7 separate regions of the Homo sapiens genome follow, and all the other regions are linked to region 1. Evidence: chromatin contacts called from ENCODE Hi-C or POLR2A ChIA-PET data. All regions are on one chromosome and are shown on one strand. The core of a region is the stretch at or near the end of the contact, and the rest is flanking DNA. Distances in the headings are between cores, read along the strand shown.

Region 1 (3,241 bases), core at 247-2,746:
TGTGTTAAATGACTTTAATCTTTTGTATAGCTTGTTTGATATCATACCACTTAACTACTTAATTAGACTAAGTACAGTGGTAGCATGCTGGAAACTCAATGAAGATTTGTTGAATGTAGTTTCCAGATTCTACAGTAAAACAATCCTTTATCAGTAGTTCCTGATAACACGCATCTTGGTGTGCATTCAGTTGATCTAGCCTAGTTTACAGGAAGAGGCTCCCTTCAGTAATGTACTGTATGGCCTTTCAGATTATAATTAGTCATCTATATTCTCTAGATTGGGCTTGTGCCAAGACTGTAAGTTAGGAAGGTAGGTGGAGTCTGTGTGGGCATTTCTGACAATTTTTTGATCCACGAATAGCTCCTAGCAAATTTACAGCCTGCCTGCCAGCAAGCTGTGCCAAGTTAACTAAAACAGTACGGGCCACAGCCATTAGCTGCTGCTACAAACGCTTCGCTTTGCGAAGCAACGCTGAAGGCGCTCTTTTGGAACTCGGGGGGTTGGGGGCGTGCAGCCGCCGCATTGCAGCACACAACGGAAGGCTTCAGACGCTGGAGCTGCCGTCCGCACCCAGATGTCTCTCTCTCCCTTTTCCCCTAACCTCCCCCAACTGCGGGCCCTTTTGGGTGCTGCTCTGACTTCTTCCTTGGCCTTGGGAAAAGCCGAAGCGGCTCTGGAGAGAGGAGGGCATGGTTTGGAGAAGAGGTGCTGCGGCAACAAAGCGACCCGCCCAACGCCTCCTCAACTTTCTCCTGCCCCCGGTCTGGTATTGTTTAGTCCTACTCATTCCCACTTTCCGAGCCAGCCTGCAAAAATCTGTATTTCAGGGGAAATTCCAAGGGATAAAACACCTCCTTCAGCATAACAATTGGTGTTTTGCTCTCTAGATTTCCTAGCAATGAACTTGTCGGGCCTCTCCATCCGCCCGTCTAGGCCCAAGGCCTCGGCCGCCGCGGCTACTCGGAGTGCCCCTCTGCCGCGCACGCGCCCCTCAAGGGCTCTCCCATGACCTTTCCCGGGAACCCCCTTCAATTACGCTTCCCGTCACCTCGCGCCGCCCCCGCCCTTCCTGCTCTTTCCGTTTCCTCTTTCGCGCCTGCGCGGCCCCAATTGTTTTGGCTTTCCGGTGGCATCCGGCAGAGGAAAAGGGCGGGGGCAGCTAGAGTAAGGGAGGGGCGGGGGACGGTCGCGAGGACCCGGGAAACTGCAAAACTGCCGCTGGTGCCGACAGGCGCGCGCGCGCGCGAGGCGGGAGGGCGGCGTGGCGAGGGCGGGCGCGGCAGGCTGGCCAGCGGTCCATTGCGCGCGCGTTCCCGGGCCGCGGGCGGGGGCGAGAGCGCGCGGCGGGGGCGGGGGCGGGGGCGGCGGGGGCGGCGGGCCCGGCGTCTCGCGGCCCCGGACTGACAAGGCGGCGCGGGCGGGCGGGCGGCGCGGCTCCCGGGGGAGGAGTCTGGCGGTGGTCGGGCCCTGAGGAGCGTGCGGCGGCGCCCGCAGAGGACGCTGCTTTCCGCGCTGGACGGACCAAGCGAGGGAGGGTGCGAGGGGAAACCGGAAGGAAGAGGCGGCGGCGCCAGCCTTCCTCGGCCGGAGGCGGAGGCGAGACCCCAGGCGAGGCCGCGGCGGGAGGGCCACGCCCCCGCCGCCGCGCCGGAGGGGCCCAGTGTGGACGGGGCCACCGGCTGGAGCGGATCCCACACCTCCGGACCGAGGGACGCGGGTGAGCAGGCGACAGTAGCGCCGGGCAGGCTGGGAGCCCGCGGCGACCTGTGGAGGGGCCGGGGAGGAGGGCTGTGGCGGGAGGGGGCTCGGCCCTTTGTGGCTCGGCGGGTGGGAGGCGGCGGCCGCGGCATCTTTCAAACCCGAGACGCTTCCGCCGCGGGCGGGGGAGGGGCGCGGGCGGCCGGCGCCGCCCTCCGCACCCCGCGGCGGCCCCAGGGCGGCGGAGCTCCGGGCAGGTCCGCGGGGAAGGGGCGGCCCGGTACGCCGCTAGCTGGGCGTTTCCGGCCCCGGCACCGGGCGCCTCGGCGCCCGCGGGGCTCCCGGGCGGCGCCTTGGCCTCGGCTCGCGCCCGCCCTTACCGAAGTAAAGCTGTTTCCCTTAAAGACTCGCGACGTGTTCGCGACATGGTGGGCCGAAGGAGGACACCCCCTTCCTTCTGTATTCCCCCCGCGTACATCTGAACTAACCAAGAGAGGTCTAGACGAACAGAGCTCCTGTTATGGTCTATATCGACTTAAAAAAGAAAGCAGAAACTGCCCTTTGAAACGGAAAATTGTGTACGTGTTTACTTTGTGAAATCTTTAACTTCCTTGAATTCGACCACCTCCTTCTCCCTACGGATTGAACAACCGGGGAATAGAAAAATCGCTTAGTTTGGTGTGGGGCGGTTATTTTGAGTTAACATCTTTTTTTCCCTTGGGCTTAGCTATCTAAGAACTCTACCTGCCTCAAAAGGTAGAGGAGCGTCCATCCCACGGGCTACCACGGTGACCCCTTCCAGTGAAAATAGGAAAAGAATTCAAAATACAAAATGAACTTTAAAAGGGTGTGTGTGTGAACTATCTTCTGTGTCAATTAGCCTTATGAAGACGTAGGCAACAGGACTGGTCACGTGTTGTTTATACTTGAATCTGTACGTCGGGCTCACAGCATTTAGGCATTGAGAAACGAAACCCTATCAACGCTGTGCACTGACCAAAATGATATTTTCTTTTATCGAGGCAACTAATTAACAGGGATCTTCCCCCTCTTCCCTCTGAGTTGTACATTTTTGCCGAATTTGAGTAGTATGGGTCTTAGATCTCTTGTAATTGTGAATGACTTAGTTTGGTTAACCTTTGATAAGGACTTTTTTCCCCGACTTTTTTTTCTGATCTAAAGTAAATTGAAAAGCCAGTCGGTTGTTTTCTAATCTCGATGATGTGGAATTTTGCTATTCTTTCCATCTGGCTGATAACTAATGTTAAGCTTACTTCTTCACTTTGATCTTCTGTTGGCTTAGTGCTTATTGAAGCCCTTTTAGGTTGGGGCCTGGAATCCTCAAGAGGTTGTTTTCTGTCAGTAACTCGGGAGTGCTGTGGCCTTTCTGTTGAGCATGCTCTGTAGTCCACACGTTTCCACATAGTGGTGTTTTCTTTGCACAGTTTTGTAGGAAGACTTTATGAGTGCTGTAACTCTACTCCCCTTTTTGCTCTCATAAGAAGCATTATAAAATGTTAACTTATGTTATTCACAGGGC
Region 2 (3,241 bases), core at 512-3,011, 2.9 Mb before region 1:
CCCCCCATCACCACCCAACCACCCCTTACTCATTCCCTTGCAGTCTGAAGAAATAAAGAATCCAAGCAGCAATAGCTGACTTGGTCATTGTTTATATCCCCCCTTCAGTCTATCAGGATTCCATAAATTTCATCCCTACCTGTACACTTTTAAGTCTAAAATACTCTCCTCCCCATGTCTGCACATAAACTTTAGGGGGAAAAACTGACTATACTCATCACCTGCATGTGCATAAATATGTAAAACAGGTTAGATGCTTAGTAATTTAGATGATCTGTTCATTTACATTCTCAGGGGCACTAACAAAGATATTTTTTCCTTTCATCAAAATAAAAAAGCCAGAAGAAAGAATTCTTAAAGCTGAACTATTTAGCAATAAACTCAAGAAATGTAGTAAGTTATTATTTCAGTAACTAAGAAAACACCTGGACGTCACAAATTCTTTCCTAGGACTGTAAAAACCCAAATTTGAAACAGTGTACTCTTCAAAAGTAACTCAGCAAATGGAAATGTCCTAGAAAAATCTCGGTTGCTTATTTCTTACTATACACACAGCTGAAATGGAACTCAGGAGTGGAAAATGTAAATGAAATGGCCTGTTCTTTTTCCAACATGTGGGGGAGGAAAGGAAATGAAAGGGCTCGTTAAGAGAATAACTGAGAATATTGAAATATTTTCAAAAATTAATTTCCCTAAACTTCGCCACTCCACATCTCCGCTCCCTCCCTTTTCCAAGGACCCTTCCCACCCTTTCTATCTCCTCCGGGGGGCGCCCTTCCCAGGCGTTCTCTTTCCCTTACTCCTAAAAATTAAGCCCAAATTCCAAACCAAACTACCGATTCTCCCTCCGTTCTCAAGACTCGCCCGCCATCCACCGGCCTTCCGGGCTGCGCCTGGAGAGAGGCAACCCCGAGAGGCGGGAGGAGGAGCGGGGAGGCGACGCGGTGACTGGAGCTGCGGCTGCAGCCGCCGCCGCCGCCTCCACCACAGCCTCAGCCTGGTGCATCCTTCTTCCTCCCTCCCCGCCGCCGCCCGCCCGGGTTGGCCCACACAGCACCCTCGCCCGAGCGTTCACACTCGTCCCCACCCTCCTAGCCAGGCCCACTGCCCCACGAGGGGACTTCTGCCGACGGGGATGCGGCCGGGGACAGGAGGAAGCGGGGCCGCGGAAGCCGGCGGGCCCGGGAGGAGACTGAGGAAAGGCGAAGGGACGGAGAGAAGCAAGGGCAGGGCTGAGACCACCACGCTCAGGCTGCTCCGGCCGCGGAGGCCGCGGCTCTGCGCCGGGGGCCAGCCCGCCGCGGCACAGGAAATGCCGCCGCCTCGGCTCTCCTCACGTTCAATTCAAACTGTCACCGCCGCCGCCTCCCCTCCCCCCGAGCCCGCCGCTGCCGCGCCCCGGGCCCGCAGTGGCCCCCATCCCGGCTCCCCTCGCCGCTGCCTCCGCCTCGCCTCAGGGCGTTCCCTAGCTCGGTCCAGCGGCCGCAGAGCTTCCCGGCATTCGGAGCCGCTGACCCCAAGTCGCGGCACCCGAAGCTGAGACTCACCCATGGTGCTGCTGTTGACGCTCCTCTCCTCAGCAGCAGCGGATCTCGCACTGACCGACATCCCCTCCCCCCCTCCGCGACCAGCCCCAGCGGAGCGCAGCCCGCCGATTCTCCAAAGGCGCCTACGCCGATTCCGCAGCGTAGCCGCCCGGCGTAGCTGCCTTGCTTACGCACGCTACAGCAGGCGGACTCCTCCACAGGCTCTCGCTCGACTCCCGCTCCCTCCTCCGTCCCCCGCCCCCTCAGACGAGGCTTCCGGGCCTAGCGGAGGCTGGCTTCCATCTCGCGAGATTACCGCCTCCCCAGCTCCGCCGCCTCGCTCCATTTCGAGCATGACTTCATTGGCGTCAGCAACGTTTTGCTGTTCGGGTTTAGCCGCCATGTTTAAGTTGGCCGGGTTTCGCACCACTGAGGTCATGGATACTCAGGCCTCTTTGCGTGTTTCTTCAACACTGCTTCTAAGGTTAACCGCGTTACATTTGTTGGAGAAAATCCTGGGAACGCTGAAAAGGACTAGTGGGTGGGGTGCGAGGGTGGGGTCTTGCCCGAATTAAAGATGGCCGCAGTCAGCTCTGCCCCGCGCAATTTCACGTCAAGTTTTGGAGCTGCGGGAGCCGGCCAGTTGGCCTCAGCGCCTCCTTACGGAATTGGCGTAAGGCAAAGAGGCGCGGCTGGAAGAACCAGACTGAGAAAGTGCCACAGGGCGGGGGCCGCATCCGCCCCTCGGCTTCTGGTTACTGACCCGACGGCTTTGTGAGTGAAAGTGAAGAGACACTTCGAGGCAGGTGTCTGTGCTCCCCATTCATCCCTGTTTCCGTGGCTATCTTGACTTTCGGGGTGAAAAGTGAGGTTAGGCCCTGTTTCCCCGACCCTTCCCTCGCGCCATCACACTCTAGTGGCCTGGCACAGCCCCAGAGGTCGGCCGCTGTAGCCCCCATTGCGGACTCGCCACATTCATATTGGCTCACCTTGTCGGTGCCCGGTTCGGTCCTCTTGGAGCTCACACTCCAGTTGAGGAAATGAATGGACACAGGAACTACTGGGTAACAAAATACTAATAAAGGGCTGCGATTGTGTGAGTTTCTACTGTAGCGATGAATGTCGCTGTCATTGGAACGTTCCCCAAGTGCCTTCTAGTGAAAGCCTTACTTCACTCGGAATAACCTGTGGTCTTTTCTTGAACGTGATGGCTCTCTTGGTTGTATTCTTCATGCACATGTGTTACTTTTCCTGTTTAACTACATGTTAAAGAAATGTGTATGTTCCTGTTTAACTGCATGTTTTAAAAAAGTATGTGTATTTTTAAGTTATAGGCACGTGCAAGAAAGTTCAGAGCAAAATAGCTTATATTAGTGAAACAATAAATGTCTACTAATAGGAGAATGGATGAATAAGTGTCATTGTTGAACAAATTGACATACAACACGAACCAAAAAATCAGTGAACTAAAGCTACCATTTTTCATATGGATAGAGTCATTAACCTAATATTGAGGAAGAAATGAAAAGACAGGTTGCGGAAAGATATATATGACATACCATAAATAAAAGTTTAATAATTACAAAAAAGTAAGATCAAACTAAAAATTGTATAAGGAAATGATAGATACCAAATTCAGAATACTGGTTGCTTCCAGAGATGAACAGAAGGGAATGTAACAAGAAGGGTTCATTTGTATCTATAACGTTTGTTTT
Region 3 (3,241 bases), core at 203-2,702, 2.9 Mb after region 1:
TCTCACGATACCTCCTGAGTTCTAGTCCCTATTCTTGTTCCAAAGCTGCCTAATTGATCTCACACACTTGAGGTAACCAATAACAGGGCGTAAAGAGATTATTGGAATTTCAGGGTAGAATACTATGAGGCCAGTGTAAACAGATGTTGTCCAGACTCTAAGGTCTCACTATGGAAGTGTTGATCTACTGACCCGGAGCACTGACATCACCTAAGAGCTTGTTAGAAATGCAGAATCTTGCACCCACCCCAGACCTCCAGATCAAAATCTGCATTTTAAACAAGATCTTCAGGGGGATTCCTATGCACATAGAGTGCGGATATGCACTGTGTTAAGGTTATTAGACCAGAAAAAATGTTAACTACAGATTAAGTGGAAAGAGGAGGTGAGAAAAGACTACAATACGATTTAAATCGCTTTAAGTATATGTCACAGAAGCATGCACCAAAATATTAAGAGGATTGTTTGCGGCTGGTGGTGGTATCGGCGAGCTTTCTTTTTCTTTAAAGTTGCCTGATTTAGTAAATAAAAATGCAAAACCATTATTCGTTATGTATCTGAAATTCCAACTTGATTCGACTCCCCAATATTATCTGGAAATCTTACTTTAGTGCTTTCCAATTTCTTCCAAAATGACTTCAATGAACATGCATTACTTTTGAACTTAGGCAAAAAATGTAAAACTAGAAAATGTAAACTACGATGAGGCTGTGTAATTCGTAACCATGATTACCATTTCTTCTTTAAAGCGGAAGTCTGCAAGTCGAAACTCATTATTTACCCTGTAAGGTAACTTAAGGGATAAATTATTAGCAGCCATAACATGACGTGGTGCTGTGGAATGAATCAGACCTGGTTTGAAGGCAGAGCTCATTTGCTTCGGGGCCAAACAACCTTAAGCAGGACAGTTAATATCTCCTGGTGTAAATTTACTTCTCTTTTAAATGGGAAAAAAGAACCTGCCTTACTGGGTGTAGTGAGGTTCATGCAACGGGAACGCGCTTTGTGAACCCTCAAGCAGTATGTCAGTCTTTACAGTTTATAAGCAATAGCAAAATCCTAGGATTGTGGCATCTTGGGGGGCCGCTCTCCAACGGCGAGAGTAAACGAGTCTTTCCTGGAACCCCGAAGATTTCATAGGGCCCCGGGACTCTTCCTACGTCTCTCAGCAGGGTTCTTCACAGAGATAAATCAGCCGGAGGAGTTTCCGGTTGGCTCTGCGCCCCGCCCCTCTCCCAAAATCCACGCTGGTTGAATGCTGAAATCCACCGGGCTCTAGGACCACAAGGGATGATCCGCCGCTTGGCAGCTGCCCGGCTCTACCGGGCTGTAAATTCCATCGTTGCAGCGTCATTGGCTTGAGAGCTGCCTGAAGGACAGCACCAATAGCCAATGGGAGGCTGCTATTCCCAGGCGGCCGCGTTATAAGAGCCAGTCAGGCCGGCATTTGGGCTTAACTCTTTAAAGGTAGGTTCGTGACCCTTGAGAAAAGAGTTGGTGGTAAATGTGCCACGTCTTCTAAGAAGGGGGAGTCCTGAACTTGTCTGAAGCCCTTGTCCGTAAGCCTTGAACTACGTTCTTAAATCTATGAAGTCGAGGGACCTTTCGCTGCTTTTGTAGGGACTTCTTTCCTTGCTTCAGCAACATGAGGCTTTTCTTGTGGAACGCGGTCTTGACTCTGTTCGTCACTTCTTTGATTGGGGCTTTGATCCCTGAACCAGAAGTGAAAATTGAAGTTCTCCAGAAGCCATTCATCTGCCATCGCAAGACCAAAGGAGGGGATTTGATGTTGGTCCACTATGAAGGCTACTTAGAAAAGGACGGCTCCTTATTTCACTCCACGTAAGTAATTATGCCCCGCAGGTAAAATAGTAATTAAGAATCCACTCACTTATGCCAGCTCTCCAGCAGGAAAGGTGGCCTGTACCTGGTTTTGCCTCTTTTACAAAACCGAAATATCTTATTTCCTTCTTTGGGAAAGGAAATTGTTTAAAGCCAGTTTTATATAGCGAGCGAGGCCTTTGAAGGTCTTGTTGGAAACATGTGGTCTGGAAAAGGCTGTTAATTTTTTTTATTATACAAATTAGAACTAGAATCTTTGAAATATTGCAGAAATATATCTGGGTGTATAATTGGCCAATAAGTAGAAAAAGCCCAAAAGAATTCTCATATCTCAAACTCCATTTCTTAAAGAAAATGACTTGATTCCATTTTTAATGTGGTGTAGGTGATGTTCACCTAAAACTTTTCACAGCGACTTCAAAAGCAAACTACACTATCACTTATTTGCCTGTTGAAGGATATACTAATGCCGTTTCACTGACCTACTTCTTTTGTTCTGACGAATGGTATTTTGGTCAAGGCACAGGACCATGATTTCAGTCATTTGCTTCTTTCTAGAGAGTCAGACTTCATTGATGAGGTGGGTGTGGTTTTGGAAGTCTAGGTGAAGGATTTTCAGGTGGTTACACTATCATTTCTGTTCTATAAACGAAGAAATTGGAACATGGAAATGGTTTACAGCCTAATGATTTTCAATTAGGCATCGGTTCCATTCATTCCATTATGACAGTATTTAGTGAGCATTTCCTTGATGTTAAGCCATGTTCTGGGTGCTAGGAAGATTCAGAAATTTTGGCTTCTAATCATCTTCATCTATTCATTAGTCTGTCCATCTATCAAACTCTTATTGAATGGTCACAAGTCAGGTCCTGGAGACGCAAAGATGGCTAGAAGCAGGTTCTTGTCCTCTAACAGTATACACCATCTACAGGTGGGAGAAAGACAAGTAAATAATGCAATGATATAGGGTACAGAATATTCAAAGTGCTAGCAAAGCGTAACTGGGCCTGAAGTAGTTAGGCTCCATGGGGTGGGGAAAGGGAAAGACTTCCCAGAGACCATAATTGAAATGAACCTTGGAAGATGGGTGGAGGTTTCCAGGGGGAAAGTAGGGAAGGATGTTGTAGGTAGAGGGAATAACATGAATTAAAACAGTAAATCTTCATAGCCCATCCTCCACCTGATTTTCTAATAAACTGCCTTTACTGGGCATTCAGACCTGGTCTGTCTTGAGGGTTGGGGAAATGAATGGGGCTCTTCTCTAAACTGTTAGCCCTGGGAAAAAGTTCCAGAAAAATGGCTTGCCTTAGAATTCTCAACAGCCCTTTCTTCTTGTCAACTAGGTGAGTGCCACGGTGGATATTAAATGATGTGATTTGCATTTTGAAAATTCAGTTAT
Region 4 (3,241 bases), core at 301-2,800, 2.8 Mb before region 1:
CATGCCTGGCTAATTTTTGTATTTTTTTTAGTAGAGATGGGATTTCACCATGTTGGTCAGGCTGGACTCGAGCTCCTGACCTCATGATCTGCCCACCTCAGCCTCCCAAAGTGCTGGGATTACATGCATGAACCACTGCGCCCGGCTAAACCATGGCTGTTTTTAAAGCCTGTGCTCATAAACACCTCACTGTCACATGGTCTTCCTCTTGCTACAAGCAGCTGAGCTTAGTATAAGAAAATAGCATTTCTCACACCAGTCTTTCTTTATGGTTAACCAGACCACTAGACCTTCAGACGGCCTTCGTGGGTTGCAGGTTGAGTGTTTGTTGACAGAAAGGGATAAAGAACAAAGTCATAATGCATGTGATATATGGGGAAGTGAAAGAACAACTTTAAGTCCATTTGGTTAAGAATAGGAATATGAACTTATGAGGCCAACCCCACCTGGGGTTTCTGGCGTGGGAAGGGGCTGCCTCATCAGTGCAGGGTCACCCATAAGCAGGCATGGGCACTGGCAGAGCAGGGGCACCAAAAGAATCCCAGTACCATTACATGGGTGATGTTGGCTATTTGATATTTTGAAAAACATCTAAAATGTGTCATTGTAGGAAAAACCAGAACTTTGCTGGACTTCTTTACAGGCATGTGCATGATGGCATTGTTTCCTACATTAAATTACGTATGGAAGCACCATCAACTTTGCAGTGCCCAGAGTCTCTGAAGATCTTAATCTGGCCCTGCCGATCATGGTTGATGGGGCAGTGAACTCATTTCATCTATCATATACTTTCAAATATGTGTGTGTGTGTGTGGGTGGGTGGGGGGTTCCCATTATGTAATAAGAGGTAAATGGGATAAGAACAGTTTCTGTGTAAATCCTTGAGGAATAATAGTGGTCTTTGGGGAAGGTTGGTCTAATTCAGTTATTAACATTGGGGTTAGTGTTCTGAAAAGCTCCTATTCCTCCTTCAACACTTTCCCTGCGGTTACCTTTGTGAAGCTTTCTTTTCCCAGCTCCCTGCTCTTGCTTCCCCCAGCAATTATCAACTCCTCTTCTGTGCCATAGGTATTATATTTATCACATTGCATCATGCTCCCTTTTATTCACTTCTGATTCCCTGTGAGGCTCAGAGCTCCTGGAAATATGTCTCTTGTTCATTATCTTATCTCATTCATCTTTGTATCTAGCACAGTCCCTGAGACCTGCTGGAGGCTCTGAGATTATGCCACAGACAGTTTAAAACCAGACTCTGGAGGCTAGGGGAGTTTCTAAGAAAAAGATGTCCTTTGGTGACTCCGCTTTTAAGACATGTCAGGTGTCTAACACTGGCCCCCCAGCAGGACAGATGAGCTTGATTGCCTCTAGAGCTTCTCATTTCTCCTCACAGCTTTTCTGCTAGGCTGCTCGGTGACTCACAGCAGGAAGAGGAGGCATTGGTGCTAAACTGTCCCCTAACACCTCCTCCACCATGCCCCAAAAAACCAAAAATGACAAAAAAAAAAAAAACTAGCTGAGATACTTTGGGTTGCCGGGCCCATCACTTTCTGCTTTTCAGTTCCTTATTCTGTAGAAGTCATGAGTTGAAATGGGAGACCTAAGTTTCCTTCAGGCTGTAAACTCTCTGAGTCTTTGATACTACTGCTGGGCAATGGTCATCTCATACTCCTGCCCTCCTCCCACTCTGCAGAGCAGATCAGGCCTGGTTCCCAAGGAACAAGACCTGCACCCACCCCAGCCCCTGGGCTGCCCTTCTGTAGCATGTCTTTCCTTGCTGTCTGCCTCTGTGCTCTCCTGCTGTACCTTTCATTCTGTGGATCAAGCCTGCTCTCAATGGCCATTTTAACCAGATTTTATCTCTGTAAAAATGGTAAGTGATAAATTTAGAACATTACATATACCATGATGCTATTTATGTGTTTTATTTTCAACTTCATGTGCTGGCCTTTTGTCTGCTTGCTCTCAGATCCATTCCAGACCATCCTCTATCTGGGCTTTGTATCCTTGGGAACTACATTTTCCAGGCTCATTTCCAGACTGGCTAAGGAGAGCCAGTGACAGACACTGGAGAATGAGAGGAGGGAAGAAGACAGGTTATGTCTCCCTTTCTCCCTGCTTCACATGGTGTCTGATAGGTTTCGTCCATGTCTCCACCTACTGTCAGATAGCCTCTTCCTCTACTGCTCCAGATTTAGCTGGAAGTGCTGCCATGGTCCCAGATTCTTCCAGTTGACCCAAGCTCCTGGGCTCTGGTAACTCTGCTTCCTCCCTCTGTCCCTCCAGCTCCAGGGTTGATAGTGGCTTCCTGCTGTTCTGTGGCCACTGAACTCCCCCACCATCTCTGTTAAATTCCCTCTGCTTGCAATGTCATATCTAGCACTGCTCTGCCTTCTGATTGCACTCTGACTAAAACACTCTGAATGTATGTGCACAATGTATATATGTGCAAAAACACAAATATATGAGTATTCATCTGAATATACATGTATGAAAGCACATAATGTATGAAGATATGTACATGTATGAAAACACACAGAAGAAGATCTAGAAGTTTACACATGAAACTGTTAAGAGTGGAGTGTGTGTCTGGGAAAGGAATGGGACTGGGCTGGTGTGGAGTTGTGAAGGAGGATCGCGGCTTTTTAAAAAGTAGCTTTATTGTGGCATCATTTACATATAAAAGACTATAGCTTTTATATGAGTTTGATTTTTTTTACAATGAACTTGTATTCACATGTTGCTTATATAATATGAAAAATAACTAGTTAAAAATATTAACAGCAGGAGTGGGCAATATATCAAGTGCTTTAGCCTAAGCTGTAATCCATGTAGGGAAAGCTCTGCAGAGATGCTGACATTCATAAATGTTACTATTTACCATGTTCCAGGCACTATGCTAGGCCTTGAAGGGCTATCAATATGGGCATGATCCCTCTCTGTGTTATCTGCAATAATTAAATACACAATTTGTGTCAACCTTTACTCATTATGAAGAAGTAAAGAGGGCAACACCAGGCCTAGTCTAGTCAGTGTAGGCTCCCTTGAGGCCATGACTCACCAGCTAACACCCAAAAGTTGAGTAAAAACAGCTTAGTTACTGGAGGGACATGCACAGGCAGTAGGGGACAGTCAAGCTGAGCTGATGCTGATTGCTTCCCTGGTTCCTGTGCTCAGGGAAGCTGTTCTAACAAGAGAGAGTTCTTTAGAAAGTGTTTCTCATTGGAACCTGGTGGGGGTGTGG
Region 5 (3,241 bases), core at 511-3,010, 2.8 Mb before region 1:
CCAAGATGGTGACGGGCCACTTCCGAGATGGTGGCAAGTCTTGTGTTCTCTGACCTGGGGTTCTTGGCCTCATGGATTCCAAGGAATGGAATCTTGGGCCAAGCGGCGAGTGTTATAGCTCTATTAGAAGCTGTGGGTCATGGAAGAGAATCGTGGAACCCAGTGACTAGTGTTTAGCTAGATTAGGACGAACCTGGGCACTTAGCCCTGCAGGAACAAGGGCAAGCCTTTAGCCCGATCAGGAGCAGCAATGGGCGCCTCGCTGGATCCAGAGGGATGGAAGTCAGCTGTGGGTCTGTGACAGCGGCAGACAGCAGTGGTGGACGGTGAGCGAAAGCTCAGCTTGAGCTGTGACACACACGTACCAGAAAAGTGTGCAATTGCAAGATTTAATAGAGTGAAAACAGAGCTTCCATACAAAGGGAGGGGACCCAAAGAGGGTAGCCACCGCTGGCTTGAATGCCTGGGTTTATATCCTGATCATTGTCCCTCCTGTTGTGCTCTCAGGCGATAGATGATTGGCTACTTCTTTACCTCCTGTTTTTCCCTAATTAGCATTTTAGTGAGCTCTCTTTACTACCTGATTGGTCGGGTGTGAGCTAAATTGCAAGCCCCGTGTTTAAAGGTGGACGTGGTCAATTTCCCAGCTAGGCTTAGGGATTCTTAGCCAGCCTAGGAAATCCAACTAGTCCTGTCTCTCAGTACCCCCTCTCAACAGGAAAACCCAAGTGCTATTGGGGAGGTTTGACCACCGCTCTAACTGCTTCCTGCTGAATTGGGGCACAGTAGGGGTTGTGCAGTTGAGATTTCCTCCGTAGGGGTGCCTTGTCTCTCAACTAATTCAGTGGTGGCTACCTCGAAGCCCTTCTGAAGCTAAGAGGGAAAGAGACCAGCTCGCAAAGTCCCCTATGTTATCTACTCCTAAGTGGAAGCTGGGAGCTGTGAAAATGCACATCTAACAACCCTTAACTTACTATACCGACTTCTAAACCACAGTAGAAAATGAAGAAAAGTTCGGCTATGGGCAATAGACTCAACCTTTTGTTCTATGTCTAACCTATAAAATAGAAAAATAATACTGTCATCCCTCATCTCCCACCATACTGAACACGCATTAGGTGCTCAATGAATACTTGTCCATTTTAGTGAAGATTAAGAGGAATGAGACGGAAACTGACACTTGAGAGGCTGGCACACGCCAGAACTGCACCACACTTTGCACTCATAGCTCATTTACTCATCAGCTTGTGGTCAGGTAGGCATTACCGTCCCCATTAGAGAAGTCAACGGAGGCTCAGCAAGGACGGCCAGGGTCCCCCAGAAAGTAGAGGAGGACTTCAGGTTTAACCAAAAGCCTGTACTCTTTACACATGTACCCCATGCCTTCTCCACCAAAGCTCCTGGCACCGTGCTTTGCAGACAGACGACGCTCAACACATTTTGAGCAGAAGCGTGGTTCAGCACCAGGAAGGACACCAACTTTTGCAGAGACGACTCTTGGGATGGAGAAAGACTTCCCAAATCTTCAGGGTGCGGTCAAGACAGGGTAGGCTAGCGCCAGGGGAGCTAGTGGCTAGGCCCCAGGGCAGCTGGGGCCGAGGCCGAGCAAACGGCCAGGGGAGAGGCTCCCAGGAGCCCGATCTGCCGCTGGGCGACGCGAAGCCTGGCGGCTAGAGTCCCGGGCAGCCCGAGCACGGCGGGAAGGCGGCAGCAACAGGATCGGCAGGGATGGCGGGGACGGGGGAGGTCCATGTGCAGGGGCGTGCCGCCGGTGACGCACTTCCGCCCTGCCTGTTCCGGCTTAAAGGGGCCCCAGACAATCCTCGCAATAACAACAAAACCGGCGCGCCAGCGGTGGCGCAACGGCTCTCGTCCCCGCCCTCCTGCTACCTGTAGTCGCCTGGGCCGCCCCCGGCCCAGCCCTGCCTTGCCGCCACCCTGCGCTGTCCAGACTGAGGGGTCAGGCGGAGAGCCGGGCCGCGCCTTCGGTCAGCTTCTCTCCCTTTCACCCGCGCCTCCTCGCGAGACCCGGGGCTGGGCCGTGCCGGTCGCCGCGCAGCAGGAAGGGAGCGGCTGCCACGGAAAACGCCTGGCCGGACGGTGTGGCTGGCGGCCCTGCCTGGGCGCGGAGGGCGGCGGTGGCGGGCCCCGCGGCCTTCTCTCAGGTACCCCAGTGCCCGCTGACCGCCCTGAGCGGCCCAGCTGCTTCCCCGATCCGCACCGCGGGGCCGTGGCGTAGGGGCCTTGTTGCGTTCCAGCTTGGGGGTCGCGGTGGGGCGGGGCAGTGACCCCGGGCCGGCCGTTGTGCCCTCATCCCTCCCACCCTTCCTTCGTATAGCTTCCTTTCTCCTCACGACGGCCTCCACAGTCCGGAGCCCGGCGGAGCCCGGACCTGGCGGGGAGAGCTGCCTCCACGGCCGGGCACCCAGACCCCACCGTCGCAGTCGCCACCACCTCAGTCCATCCTTGGTACCGGCAATGGGCTTCGTATCCTCCAGTGCACTTGTAACTGACTTGGACACGGAATACTAAGAACTCACTTCTGTCCTCATCCCAGTCGCGCCGGCGGTGACCATCTCGGCTCTTTTGGGCTTAACTGCCGCTCCTCTGGACTCTGTCTGACTTTGGGGGCACCATGGACCAAAGTGGGATGGAGATTCCTGTGACCCTCATCATTAAAGCACCGAATCAGAAATACAGTGACCAGACTATTAGCTGCTTCTTGAACTGGACCGTGGGGAAACTAAAAACGCATCTATCTAACGTTTACCCTAGCAAACCAGTAAGTGTGTAAAAGCTGGGGGCAGCTGCTCTGACCAGCAGCTTTTCGTGCCGTGTACCCTCCTTTTTCCTGCTTCTCCCCTCCAGTCTTGAATCAAATAGGTCTCTTTTGGTAGACCGCGAGGTATTTTGAGTTCTGAGGTTGTGTCTCCTGAGTGTTCGAACCATCATTAATATTTTCCTGATGAGGTTCAGTTAATTAGTAAGAGGAAGCAGAAATATCAAGGGACTTAAGAATTGGCAGGCAAAGACCGGGCGCGGTGGCTCACACCTGTAATCCCAGCACTTTGGGAGGCCAAGGCGGGCGGATCACGAGGTCAGGAGTTCGAGACCAGCCTTACCAACATGGTGAAACCCTATGTCTACTGAAAATACAAAAATTAGCTGGGCGTGGTGGCGCATGCTTGTAATCCCAGCTACTCAGGAGGCTGAGGCAGGAGAATCGCTTGAACCCGGGAGG
Region 6 (3,241 bases), core at 196-2,695, 2.8 Mb after region 1:
CGCGACCACACGGTCACCCGCGCCCACGGCCGCCTCCATCTTACATTTGGGGATCATTATTTATTCCCCGACCTTGGAAACACTTCATGAGCACCGTGCTCGCCCTACTCCACCCCTCCCACCCCGACTCCCCTGCCCTCCGCATCCCCTTCCTCAACTGCCAGAGTCGGGATCCCAGGTGGGTGCAGGATTCAAAGTGGAAGGTTTGGACACCGCAGTCCCAGTTCCCGGTCCCTCTGAGCCGGGGCTGAGGGGATTCCCCGTCATCTGGAAAAGCCAACGGGCTTCAGCAGGGCCAGGGCACCGCCTCGGCTGGAGAGAACCCGCCCGGGCCACACACACCTCTCGGGCAGCTCAGAGAGGCAGCGAGGGCAGCGCGGGGGCAGGGGGAGAGGCGTGCCGCGTGTGCGCGTGAGTGTGCGCGTGTGAGGGTGAGGGTGTGAGCATGTGTGTGTGTGTGTTGGGGTGTATGCGCAGGCGCGCGTGCGTATTAAGATCCGGGGTGTAATTCCGCAAAGAAGGTCCAGGAGATCGGGCATCGCTAGTATGGACAGAGCTTTGTGTCCAAACAGGCAGTGCAAGGACTAACCCGCGAGGGCGGGGAGTGGGGTTCTCCCGGGAGGGGCAATGCGAGGAGCCGAGGCTGGGCACCGGAGGGGAGCGGGATTCCTATCCCGGACGGGACGCCTGGATGTGGGAAGCTCCGGACCTGGGCTCCTGCCGGAGGGTCCGTGCGCCCCAGACCCGGCTGGTCCGACGCGGGTGACACCCACACCCCAGGGATGCTCCATGCCAGGCACCGCGCACGGGCCGCGAGGTCGGGTTCCCGAAACGGCGCCCGCAGCAGCGGGGAGAGGAGTGGCCTTTAGGGGGACGCCACACCTCCCGCCCCGACCCGGCTCCCCGGATCCTCCGGGCGCCTTGCCCGCCGCCCACCGGGCCCCACCCGGGCAGCGGAGCCCGCACCGCCCGGCCCGGGGCTTCCCCGGCGGAGCACGCGGGGCGCGGGGCGCGGGTTACGGCCCCCCACTCTGCGCCCACCGCCGCCCACCGCGCGGGAGCTCGGGCGCAGGGACGCACCGCCGCGTCCACACTCCCGCCGGCTCCGGCGGTCCCTCCTCCAGGCACTCACAAAATTGTCGCCGCAGCCGTTGTCCGGACACAGCACATAGAAGGAGACGCCGGGGTCGGCGTAGAAATCCATCCTGCGTTCGGTCTCCTCGGTGGCGATGAGCTCGAAGGGCGTGTTGGAGCACCATTTCTCCGCAACGTCGGCCAGCTGCTGGAAATCCATCGCGGCCCCGCGCCCGCCTCCCGCCGCCGCCCGCCCTCCCGCTCCTAGGCGCCCTCCTCCCGGGCGGGCAGCGCGGCGCTCGGCTCGGCCTGCGCGGGCTCCTCCGGGGCCGGGCTGGGCCGGCTGGGACTGTTTACATGCGGTGCGGAGTGGGGCGGGCGGCGGCCGGGGACAGCGCGGCGCCGCGCCCGCGGCTCCTCCTCCGCCCCGCCTCCCCCCGCCCCCTTGCGGGCCGCCGTGGGGGTTGGCGCGGCCGGGCCGGGACGCGGGGCGGCGGGAGGAGCGGCCGGCACCCCCGCGGGCGCCCGGATTTTCCTGGGCGCTCCCGCCCCCCCTTTATTTTTAAACAAACCCGGAGCATCCCGGGGCCCTGGCCATCGCGGTGCCGCCCCGGGCCGTGACGTCATGGGCCCCAGCCAATCACCGGAGCCTGAGACCGCGCCGCGGCTTGCGAGCCCGGTGACGTCACAGCGCGAGCCTGGAATCCGCAGCTCCGCGGGTTACCTGGAAGCGGTGCGAGCGCCCAATACCTGGTTAGCGTTTCTGTGGAGTTAGAAAGCCCAGGAAGCGTTTGCCCAAATGCGATTTAAATGCAAGGGAGGCCATAGAACTGCAGATAACTTGGACCTTGTCTGGGGCTAGCAGTGGAGGAGCTGAGAAAATCTAAGGAAAAGGGAGCTTTTCTTTTTGCAGAAACCAAAGTTCTGTTCTCCGATTGATTTAAGGGAATGTGTCTTCTTAATGCATTTATCAGACACTAATATGAATGTTCACTTGCAAAGGGCGTGTGTGATTTTTTATTTGCGTTACGTAAAGCTGAATATTTCTTAGAAATGAGCCTCATAAGACTGGCTTCAGTATTATTCAGCTTGAATTCACATTGCATAACCTAAAAAGGTCAAGAGGATAAAGCACATTTTAAAACAAGAGTGTGTGGCCCAACGATTGCACCTGTTGAGTGCTCACTGGCTGCCATATACTGGACAGGCATTACTGGATTGCAGAAAATGCACTAGGGTCCTCGCCCTCAGGACTTGAACACTACAAACACAGACACGTTATAAACATTCAGCCAGCTTTTTTCTGTAAAGTGTGTCTTCTGAACCAGGCACTGTGCACGAATTTACATTCCCACCAACACGTATATATGTTTCCTTTTCTCTGCACCCTCACCAACATCTGCTGTTTTTTGACTTTTTAATCATAGCCATTTTGACTGGTGTGAGATTGTATCTCATTGTGGTTTTAATGTGCATTTCTCTGATAATTAGTGGATGTTGAGCATTTTTTCATATGTTCGTTGGCCACTTGTATGTCTTTTTTGAGAAATATCTGTTCATGTCCTTTGCCCACTTTTTAATGGGTTTTTTTTTTTTCTTGTTGAGTTGTTTGAGTTCCTTGTAGATTCTGGATATTAGTCCTTTGTCAGATGCGTAGTTTGCAAATATTTTCTCTCATTCTGTAGGTTGTCTATTTACTCTGTTGATTGTTTCTTTTACTGTGCAGAAGCTTTTTAGTTTAATTAAGGCCCATTTGTCTATTCTTGTTTTTGTTGCACTTCCTTTGGGGTTTTAGTCATAAATTATTTGCCTAGGCCAATGTTGCAAGGAACTGAATTCTGCCAACAACCCGAATGAGCTTGAAAAGCAGATTTTTTTCTCAAACTTGTTGTCTTTTCCAGACAAGAACTGAGCCTGACTATTACCATGATTGCAGCCTTCGCAGAACCTGAGCGAGAACCCAGTGATGCCATGGCTGTGCTGGGACTTCCGACTTTCAGAACTGTGGGCTATTAAATGGGTGTTGTTTTAAGCTGTTAGGTCTGTTTAAATTCTTCATGCAGCAGTAGAAAACTAATACACAGGACAATGAAGGAGACAGGCACATGAATATAAAAATGCAATATGCTGTTGTAAAGTTACAAAATGGTCCTTAAAAAAAAAAAGT
Region 7 (3,241 bases), core at 319-2,818, 2.6 Mb after region 1:
TAAAAACCACAACCACAAGGGCTGTTTCGTCGGTTTGTTGTAAAACAACATTTGCTCCAGTCATCTCACTGGAAAATAGACTTTCTCTACTGGGCAGCCGCTGAGGTGAGGGTGCTCAGGATGTTTAAAAACAAAACCACGCGTCTATGCGGTAGCGGCACCGCCGGTGTTAAGCGCCGGGTTTCTTCCAGGATGGAGACCGACGCGGGCTGGTCCGGGAGGCAGCCCCCGGCGCCCCGGCAGAAGGAGAAAAGGAGAAGGGTAAAAATAGCCGGCGGCCACGGCCCACGTGCAGCCGCGGGAGGACCGAGCGCGGGTGCGCGGAGAGGGGTCCGTACCTCCAAACATGTGCGGCGAGAGGTGAGCTGGTAAGGAGCCGATCACCAGGCGCGGCCCGCCGGGGCTCCCGCCCACCGGCCGGTCCCGGCCGCCGCCGCCGTCCTCAGGGCTGCTGTGCACCGAGTCCTGCGAGCCGTACGGGCCGCTGCTGCTGTTCGGGATGCTGAAGGGGGACTGCGCCGCGCGGGCCCCCGACGCCACGCTCCCCACGGCCCCGCCGAGGGAGCGGCTGCGCGGGGCCGCCGGGGCTGCCGGGGCCGCCGCGGCCGCCGCGGCGCCGCCGGAGGCGCTGGGCTGGTGCGCGCTGGGCACCTGAGCCGGGAACCTCCCCGCGGCGGCGGCCCGAGCGCCCCCGCCGCCGCCCGCGGTCCCATTGGCGCCTCCGCTGCTACTGGAAGGTAGATCCGAGCCCGAGTACGCGCGCGTGCGGCCGTTAGCGGCGGCCGGGCCGCTCTGTTTGGCGCCCATGTCCGCCCTGCCCCGGGCCGGGCCCGCGCGCTGCGCCCCGAGAGCCGGGAGGGCGGGAGCGAGCGCGGGAGCTAGAGGGCAGGGCCCAGGCGCCGCGGCCGGCCCAGAGAGGCCCCCGCACGTCCAGGGCCGCCGCCCGGCGTCCAGAGGGGCAGTCGGCGCCCGGCGCGCTCTTCTTGGGGCGGCGGGCGAGGCCGACGGCCTGACGCGGGCGCGGGAGACGAGGAGACGCGGAGAGGAAGGGGTCCCGGCTGCAGGCACCCCTCGCTGGCTCCAGCAGGAAGGGGCGGCTCAAGTGGCCGTGCGGCTGCCGCTGGTTTCGGTTCTGGTGCGCCACGACGGGCCGCTACCGCTCTCTGCTGCCGCGCTCGGCGCCCCCGATCTCGGCACCGCCTCCTCTCGGGCGGCCGCTGCTACCGCCGCCATCCTCCGGCTCCCACGGCGGCTGGCGGCTGAGTGGGAGGCGCCCGCCCAGACTCCGCCGGGGCCACCTTCCCTCCTCCCCCAGCCACCCAGCTGTTATTAACGGAGAAAGAGGAAAAACGGGTGGCGCGCGAGGGGAGAACGAAAAATGGGAGGGAGAGGTGGCGCGCGCTTCCCGGCAACCGTCGCCTCGCTCCCCCTGCGAAGGAGGGGCCGGGCTGGCGGGAGGATCTGGGCCGCGAAGGCGGGGGGTGCGCAGATGGGGAGGAGGTTCCCCGGCCCCGCGCCGGAAGGCCGCGGAGCGGCGCGGCTGCAGGGTGCGCCCGGCCCGTGTGTTTGGGTCGCGCGCGTTGACCCCGCCCCCGCCCCCTCGTGCCGCCAGGCCGATTGGCTCCCGCCGGCCTTGCTCCGCCTCCCCCTTCCGCGACCTGCCTGCCCCTGCTCCGCCTCGCCAAGGTACTGCGGTGTGGTAGGTGCTGCCACTCGTGGACTCGGTGATGGACAGGTCTCTGGCCACGCCCTCCCAGCCAGGGCGCGCCCTTGTCTTCCTCGCGGGGCCTACGCCGATAGGAGGAACGGACACCGGGCGCCAACCAGAAGGCGGCCCCTCCTCCCGCACGTGGCCCGCCGACGCTGTAGGAGCCTGTGTCAGCTGCAGCTTTTCCTGGCAGGGGGCGTGAATGGCTGTGTCCTCTGCCCAGAGCCGTTTGGTTTCGGTGGGTGTTGGTGTTACACACTGATTAAAAAAAAAAACAGAAGCTCAAAAGCCAGCTTGATCTCAGACTTACTCATGAAACACCAACCTGGGAGGAAGCGCAGAGTTGGAAGAACTCGGGATAATCCAGGTTGACCCTCTGTGGTAGGGCAAATACTGTGGTGCCAGGAACGCTGCACCTGACTCACAAAACCTAGAATCTAGGCCCAACACCAAACTAAATTATCTGTAGTGAGCAAATTATTTTACTTTTTTGGACTTTAGGTTTATTTTTGTTTTTGTTTTTGAGACGGAGTCTCGCTCAGTCACCCAGGCTGGAGTGCAATGGTGTGATCTCGGCTCACTGCAACCTCCGCCTCCCGAGTTCGAGCGATTCTCCTGCCTCATCCTCCAGAGTAGCTGGGATTACAGGCACGTGCCACCACGCCTGGCTAATTTTTGTATTTTTAGTAGAGACGGTCTTTCACCATGTTGGCCAGGCTAGTCTTGAACTCCTGTCCTCAAGTGATCCACCTGCCTCGGCCTTCCAAAGTGCTGGGATTACAGGCGTGACGTACCGCACCAGGCCGACTTTAGGTTTCTTACCTGAACTGTTTGTGTTAAATCCTAGGGCACCTGCCTCTTTAAAATCCTATAACTTCTCTAAAATGTAATAAAATTCTCCTCAGTGCCTTCCTCAGTGTTGGTGTGGTCTCTTCACGGCAGAGCAGGGTCTGGATACCCAGGGAACAGCCTGCTCTGAGACTCCCATTATGAAAATGTCTAGTCTCTACTTGAAAATAATAATAGCAAGTGGTGTTTTATAAAACTACAGAAATACTTTGTCATCTTTTCACTATTTGCAATAAGTCATTTATGTAATGATTTTCATCACTCTTAGGGTATGGGAATCAAGTTTTTAAACAAATGGAGAATATATGTATACATATAAAGACGTGTATCTGTGTACACAAACACACATATATACATGGAAAAACAAAGGTACCCAGTGCTTTATATGCAGTATCATGTTAAGATATGGTCATCATTTTGGTTAAGTGCCCTCTCCTTATAGATGTTTCCTGCCACCTCCTCCCCCATCCCAGCATCACAGACTGACTTCAGTGTTCCCACTCAGTGCTGTACAATACCTCCTTCATAGCTCTGATCATGTTATTATTATTATTAGATATCTTGCTTGTCACTACTCAATTGGCTCCATGATAAACTTCATGTCTGTACCTCCAGTGTTTAACACAGTGTCTGGTCTTGCCATGGTGCAATAAATGTTTTGTGAATGAATGAATGAATGAGTGA

Evidence for each region. A loop is a pair of places that touch in the nucleus more often than their neighbours do. ChIA-PET counts read pairs that join two places held with the same protein, here RNA polymerase II (POLR2A). Pooled maps may share reads with other maps.
Region 2: a map of natural killer cell shows a loop between it and region 1 (13-fold over the local background). The contact joins the promoter of SEPTIN7 here to the promoter of KBTBD2 in region 1. A Hi-C loop is called at or near these places in 2 of 168 maps with a recorded cell type or tissue (CD8-positive, alpha-beta T cell and natural killer cell), 3 of 37 single-sample maps with no recorded cell type and 14 of 50 pooled maps. POLR2A ChIA-PET finds 5 or more read pairs at or near these places in 1 of 52 experiments (activated CD4-positive, alpha-beta T cell).
Region 3: a map of CD8-positive, alpha-beta T cell shows a loop between it and region 1 (14-fold over the local background). The contact joins the promoter of FKBP14 here to the promoter of KBTBD2 in region 1. A Hi-C loop is called at or near these places in 4 of 168 maps with a recorded cell type or tissue (CD14-positive monocyte, CD4-positive, alpha-beta memory T cell and CD8-positive, alpha-beta T cell), 5 of 37 single-sample maps with no recorded cell type and 16 of 50 pooled maps.
Region 4: a map with no recorded cell type shows a loop between it and region 1 (9-fold over the local background). The contact joins the enhancer-like site here to the promoter of KBTBD2 in region 1. A Hi-C loop is called at or near these places in 3 of 37 single-sample maps with no recorded cell type and 3 of 50 pooled maps.
Region 5: a map of naive thymus-derived CD4-positive, alpha-beta T cell shows a loop between it and region 1 (9-fold over the local background). The contact joins the promoter of HERPUD2-AS1 here to the promoter of KBTBD2 in region 1. A Hi-C loop is called at or near these places in 2 of 168 maps with a recorded cell type or tissue (both naive thymus-derived CD4-positive, alpha-beta T cell) and 13 of 50 pooled maps. POLR2A ChIA-PET finds 5 or more read pairs at or near these places in 1 of 52 experiments (PC-3).
Region 6: a map of CD8-positive, alpha-beta T cell shows a loop between it and region 1 (7-fold over the local background). The contact joins the promoter of MTURN here to the promoter of KBTBD2 in region 1. A Hi-C loop is called at or near these places in 2 of 168 maps with a recorded cell type or tissue (CD4-positive, alpha-beta memory T cell and CD8-positive, alpha-beta T cell) and 4 of 50 pooled maps.
Region 7: a pooled map shows a loop between it and region 1 (11-fold over the local background). The contact joins the promoter of ZNRF2 here to the promoter of KBTBD2 in region 1. A Hi-C loop is called at or near these places in 1 of 37 single-sample maps with no recorded cell type and 10 of 50 pooled maps. POLR2A ChIA-PET finds 5 or more read pairs at or near these places in 1 of 52 experiments (activated CD4-positive, alpha-beta T cell).

What each region holds. Positions count from the first base shown.
Region 1 is chr7:32,890,015-32,893,255 of GRCh38, reverse strand. KBTBD2 (kelch repeat and BTB domain containing 2) reads left to right here and starts at 1,496. Exons shown (of 4, transcript NM_015483.3): 1 at 1,496-1,720. RefSeq lists enhancers at 947-1,006, 712-1,415 and a silencer at 1,187-2,136.
Region 2 is chr7:35,799,577-35,802,817 of GRCh38, reverse strand. It overlaps SEPTIN7 (septin 7), which reads right to left and starts at 1,761. Exons shown (of 14, transcript NM_001788.6): 1 at 1,548-1,761. The coding sequence starts at 1,608. SEPTIN7-DT (SEPTIN7 divergent transcript) reads left to right here and starts at 2,193. Exons shown (of 5, transcript NR_120512.1): 1 at 2,193-2,328. RefSeq lists silencers at 850-1,299, 1,330-1,569 and enhancers at 1,720-2,109, 1,724-2,347, 2,470-2,529.
Region 3 is chr7:30,024,913-30,028,153 of GRCh38, reverse strand. FKBP14 (FKBP prolyl isomerase 14) reads left to right here and starts at 1,452. Exons shown (of 4, transcript NM_017946.4): 1 at 1,452-1,842. The coding sequence starts at 1,646. FKBP14-AS1 (FKBP14 antisense RNA 1) reads right to left here. Exons shown (of 3, transcript NR_187577.1): 3 at 913-2,767. RefSeq lists an enhancer at 1,047-1,196.
Region 4 is chr7:35,727,665-35,730,905 of GRCh38, reverse strand. No RefSeq gene overlaps it. Among named protein-coding and RNA genes, the nearest start is that of LINC03013, 13 kb to the right of the region's middle. RefSeq lists enhancers at 364-613, 1,524-1,623, 2,074-2,223. Within about 2 kb of position 1,550, at least 9 of the 41 ENCODE cell types and tissues checked have a DNase peak (open chromatin) inside an H3K27ac peak, as active enhancers do.
Region 5 is chr7:35,693,725-35,696,965 of GRCh38, reverse strand. It overlaps HERPUD2-AS1 (HERPUD2 antisense RNA 1), which reads right to left and starts at 1,760. Exons shown (of 1, transcript NR_136255.1): 1 at 1-1,760. It overlaps HERPUD2 (HERPUD family member 2), which reads left to right and starts at 1,831. Exons shown (of 9, transcript NM_022373.5): 1 at 1,831-2,165; 2 at 2,339-2,782. The coding sequence starts at 2,636. RefSeq lists a silencer at 1,953-2,362 and an enhancer at 1,805-2,692.
Region 6 is chr7:30,133,190-30,136,430 of GRCh38, reverse strand. MTURN (maturin, neural progenitor differentiation regulator homolog) reads right to left here and starts at 1,445. Exons shown (of 3, transcript NM_152793.3): 1 at 1,133-1,445. The coding sequence starts at 1,294. LOC105375216 (a long non-coding RNA gene) reads left to right here and starts at 1,717. Exons shown (of 3, transcript XR_927146.3): 1 at 1,717-1,827; 2 at 2,976-3,114. RefSeq lists silencers at 318-497, 818-957, 1,150-1,527, 1,298-1,547.
Region 7 is chr7:30,282,924-30,286,164 of GRCh38, reverse strand. It overlaps ZNRF2 (zinc and ring finger 2), which reads right to left and starts at 1,568. Exons shown (of 5, transcript NM_147128.4): 1 at 339-1,568. The coding sequence starts at 807. It overlaps LOC124901607 (a long non-coding RNA gene), which reads right to left. Exons shown (of 3, transcript XR_007060274.1): 3 at 1,911-1,966. It overlaps LOC105375218 (a long non-coding RNA gene), which reads left to right and starts at 80. Exons shown (of 4, transcript NR_136267.1): 1 at 80-105. RefSeq lists silencers at 323-452, 603-682, 763-1,152, 1,233-1,282, 1,293-1,722.